2 separate regions of the Homo sapiens genome follow, and region 1 is linked to region 2. A link is a loop called in an ENCODE intact Hi-C map of the cell type or tissue named here. Cell type or tissue: CD4-positive, alpha-beta T cell. All regions are shown on one strand.

The links. Peaks named below come from ENCODE experiments on the same cell type or tissue, not always from the same donor. Only the 100,000 strongest peaks of a DNase experiment are listed, where the experiment ranks them.
Region 1: it touches region 2 in a loop (3-fold over the local background); 2 of 110 quality-filtered maps call a loop at or near these places.

The regions. Positions count from the first base shown.
Region 1 is chr14:22,050,826-22,053,325 of GRCh38, reverse strand. It overlaps TRA and TRAV21. Among named protein-coding and RNA genes, the nearest start is that of OR4E1, 380 kb to the right of the region's middle. In CD4-positive, alpha-beta T cell, no CTCF peak of the experiment used is centred here; a DNase peak (open chromatin) is centred at 975; H3K4me3 peaks cover 798 bases; H3K27ac peaks cover 451 bases.
Region 2 is chr14:22,490,767-22,493,266 of GRCh38, reverse strand. It overlaps TRA and TRAJ47. Among named protein-coding and RNA genes, the nearest start is that of TRD-AS1, 9.1 kb to the right of the region's middle. In CD4-positive, alpha-beta T cell, no CTCF peak of the experiment used is centred here; DNase peaks (open chromatin) are centred at 466 and 1,026; H3K4me3 peaks cover 2,430 bases; H3K27ac peaks cover 1,173 bases.

The sequences.
Region 1 (2,500 bases), 440 kb after region 2:
AAAGACTGAACTTCATGGCATGTAAATTAATTGAAATAAAACTATTATTTATATTAAAATTGATAAAAATCTAAAGATCAGAGAATTCATAGTTTAATTTCAGATTATTACATCAAGTTTTGTGTATTTGATTGCTTCTGTGTGGAGACAGTGTCAATTTAGAAGTCCTCTTAATGCAAAAACATTGCTCAGTCTCAAGATAAAACATGCAGTTAGAGCCCCAGCTATAGAGTTTGGGTATTGGTTGCAGGTGCCTGTTGTGCACTGTGCCTCACAGCACAGAGGTAGGTGGCTGAGTCACCAGGCTGAGAAGCTGCAATGTATAAAGTACTACGTCCTGATGATTTATCCAGCGAGGCATTAAGTCTTCCACTTGTTTGCTCTCTCTGACTTGACTGAATAAGCAACAGAGATGTGAGACCTTTCCCAGGGTCCTGCCTAAACCACTGGAGGTTGTAAATAGCGCTATCAGTGAAACTGCAGTTGAGAACCAAGTTTTCTCCTTCTGGGACACTCAGAGCTGCAGGAATCTGCGTCACCTCCTGTTTGCTGCTCACCCCTGTTCAGAAAAAGAGCAATAGACTGGTTAGTGGCTAATGATTCCTTAGAAATTACCTTTAAATTTATTTTTTCAATTTCCACAGAAATTCCCAGTAAACCATACAGGCATAACAACTCCCTTTCTTTCTCCCTCTTTCCTGGGAGAAACGTCCTGGAGTCAGCCTGCTCTTTGCTCATTTCCATTTCCCTCTAACTCACATTGCAGCTGCAGCCAAAGGATAAGCAGGCCCAAGAGGGTCTCCATTCCTTCTGTCACTTAGACTCACTGAGAACTGAAATCTTATATCTGAAATATGGAGAATGGCTCACAAGATAAACACTCTGCTTTGCTCTCTCATATGTTCAAACATTTCTACAGGAAACACAGAGTTGGCCCAGCCAATCTGAGACAAGTCTCTCTCTCTCTCTCTCTCTCTCTCTCTCTCTCTCTCTCCTCTCTCTCTCCTCTCTCTCTCTCTCTCTCTCACACACACACACAGATCTGCAAAATGTGGGAGGTGGAAATGGAATGAAAGAAATGAAAACACTGCCACTTCAGAACCAAGCACAGTACTGCTAGAGAAATGCTTCTTTCTCCTCCACTTTCACCTCCTCCTCCTTCTCCTAAAGAAACAAAAATGTTTGAATATGAGATTTGTAGAATGCAGCCAAATCAGTGCATAGAGAGAAATATATATTCTTAAATGCTTATGTTAGAAAAGAAAAAATATATAAATGTTTTCCATACTGTTACAGCAACTTTCTCCAGATTCCTCTGACTGCTGTCTCTTCTTGCCACTTCAGTGCTTAAGGACTGGTTTCCCGTAACTTGCATTTTTGTGAAAAGGCCCTTTCTATCATCTCTTACTTGTCATATTGCAAAAGGAGTTCAGAATCATACTATTAATATTCAGTTTTGTTGATAATGTCAGGAAATGGATACTCTGATATTCTGATAGCTGAAATATAATTAATAAATGTCTACATATGTTATTTACATATTACTGAATGCAAAATTTCCATTTGGCCAGGAATTTTTCTTAAGAAATACTCTTATAAATACACTTACAGCACTGTACATTGCATGCAATGGTTAAAAAAGTGGAAAAAAATTTAAATATTCTTTCAATATAGATAGTCAATACATTATGGTAGCTCTGTATTGTGAGTTACTTACTACACTTGCAAAAAAGTATAAGGTGGGTTAAACTTTCTGAGTTGCAAAAGCTTCTGTCTCTTATTCAATTGAACCACAGCATTTTATATATAGTGTGATCCTATTTACGATTTTTAAAAGTATGTTTACTGTGAGTTTGTATTTAAATGTATAGAAACAGTGGAAGTGTGATGAAACCCAACAGTGATTAGGAACTTGTCAGAAGAAAATCAATGAAGTATCACTTTTTATTCTATATTGCGTAGATACTTAAACAATTACACATTAATTTACAAAGTGATTAGTCATAAAAATGGAATACAGGTACATAGAAAACTAGGGAAATGTTGAAATAAAAATATTGATATAATGATTTCATGTTAGCAAATTTTCAAAATTCATTTACTTTTCAATGCATGTGCTATAGTTGAAAAAATCGAGAGAGCCCAGATATTTCTCAGAAAAATAATGCTCAATTTATGAACTTGACACCGGACCTTTACCAAGAATGAAAATGTTAGATTGGAGAAAGAGCAATATCCAGGATCTTCTCTCTCCTTGTTTTTTCTTTACTGGTGCAGTTCTTGATTTCATGTACCTTTCCTTATTTTTCCCCTTTCCTTCTTCTCATTTCATTTTCTACCTTCTTCCATTAATCTCACATTTTCTTGGGCAATGCCCTCTTTAAATGGATTTTATCTCCCCTCTTCACCTGGGAGACAGATGTGGTCCAATCTGCCCACAGTGTAGTAACACATGGTGGTGCCTTTGAGGGTTATCTGGTGCAGGACCAGGGTACTAGCC
Region 2 (2,500 bases):
TACACATCTCTAAGTCACGGGCTCGGGATAAATCTCCAAGCTCGAAACTACAGATTGAGGTTCCATTTTGGAAGTCTAGACACCCAAACAGCAAGCACTGTGGTCTACAGAGATGGTGACAATTTTTTTTTCAAATTTAACTCAATTTTCAAACTGTGGGTCTCACCAGTGAATGGATGTGATTAACGCTCTCGAAGGCAACCCATGGAAATTCTTAATGAATCACACTAATGAAATGCTTGCGTTGCGCTTGGAATTTCACTTTTCCTTTCTTTAGAATCAAATACTTCCCAGCCAGAAAAAGTTTATTTAATATGCAATGAAACCCAGGTTGGGACTTGAGTGTGTTTTATACTCACAGGACTTGACTCTCAGAATGGTTCCTGCGCCAAAGACCAGTTTGTTTCCATATTCCACACAGCGTCAAACTCCTCTACAAAAACAGTGGTTGAGCATGGGTGGTGTGTGGGGCGGGGCTAAGCTACTCGGTTCTGGAAACAGAGGACTGTTCCACTTTGCATTTAGGACCTGTTGATATTTGCCCAAGAAGCTGAAGACATTGTGATAATTGCAGAAACTTGTAAAAGTAAAAAGGCCAATTGTTTATTGGAATTTGGCTTCTGTCTGCTCTTTGCTGCTTGGACTAGGATAAATGCTACAACTCCCCCAAGGTTTACTGTATCTTTTCTTTCCGGATTTTTCTAGTCTTCTAGCCAGAATTTTCTTTCATCTCATTAATTCTAATCATAGCCCCTTGTGCCAAATAATTCCACTCTGCTATGATGTCCTCCAGTTTCAAAACCCTTAGCAACTACCAACCACTAACAGCTTCTGGAAGCACGGCTTGGAAAACGAACTTGTTATAGCTGGCTTCCACATAAAGTTTTCAAATATTTGGGGCTCTGGTTTAGAGCCCCTCTGACTGTCCCTTGCTGGGTAATGCATTCTTATGCTGAGTTGCTCTTAGTAGCAGTGGGATTTTCCCTGCGTGTGTTACGTTCTCACCTGGGGACGGTTTCCTGAACGGTTGTGGCTACTATAGCACCCGTGGGAGGGAGCAGACTAACCGTCACTGGGTCCCTCCAGGTCCCATGGCTCAGCTCTGCTGCAGTCTCACTTTGTAAGTCTGGAACTCTCTGAGCCCCCTGTCCTTAGATACAGAGTGAGGAGAGACCATTTTTCTATCTCATCCAGAAAGAAGAAAAAGACTTTGATGTTTAAAGGTGCTTTATCCAACCTAGCTAAGAGGTGCTTTGTAATGTGATTGTCACTATAAAAGTCTGACCTACCCAAATCCTCAATACTCATGCCTTTAATTTCTAATGCAGCAAAATAGAAAAAAGATTCTTCTAGGCAACTGAGTGGTTAAGACAGAAAGGTTCCATACTTCCAGTTCTCGCTGTTGCAAGCATGCTTTCCGTTCCATTTTGTGTGGTTGTCTTTGGTTACAAAGTGAACATATTCAAATTTTCCACAGCTTTTAATTGTAGGTGCAAAAGAATATATTTGCCCATGTTTCTCTCTACATTCTTCTACCCTGTGTATATATATCCAGTATCTCTCTCTTTCTCTCTATCTCAGAAATAGTTGTTTTTAACAGTTAATTCCGTGCCTCACCCAAATTGTCATTAACTGTGTATATATATCCAGTATCTCCCTCTCTCTATCATTTATCTATCTCAGAAATAGTTGTTTTTTTTTATTATTATACTTTAAGTTTTAGGGTACTTATGCACATTGTGCAGGTTAGTTACATATGTATACATGTGCCATGCTGGTGTGCTGCACCCACTAACTCGTCATTTAGCATTAGGTATATCTCCCAATGCTATCCCTCCCCACTCCCCCCACCCCGCAACAGTCCCCAGAGTGTGATGTTCCCCTTCCTGTGTCCATGTGATCTCATTGTTCAATTCCCACCTATGAGTGAGAATATGCGGTGTTTGGTTTTTTGTTCTTGCGATAGTTTACTGAGAATGATGATTTCTAGTTTCATCCATGTCCCTACAAAGGACATGAACTCATCATTTTTTATGGCTGCATAGAAATAGTTGTTTTTAACAGTTAATTCTGTGCCTCACCCAAATTGTCATTAATTAAATGCAGATGTGCTGCCACACTGATAAACTTCATTGGAAAAAAACAAAAAACCAAACCCAGAGATTTCCAAGTTTAAACTTTCCCCCTGAGATCAGTGCTTAGTTTTCTATTTAGATAATCCTGCCCCACCCGGAGCACTAGCTCTTAGCACCTTTCCCGATACCTTGCCATTTGCAGAGAGAGACACAACACTGAATTAGTTTTGTAAAATTATACTGCCTGACGTTCCGTCTGCCTGCCTCTCTGGGTCTCTTGGTTTGCTTGTCTCTTTGATATTCTATGTTTCTACCATTTCTCCCAAACACTTGCAGTACTCAAAGCTAAAATTATCACACAAGATGAAAGTGAAGATGCAGTCATTCTGCCTGAATTCTCTTCACATGCCACATTAGCACTTGAC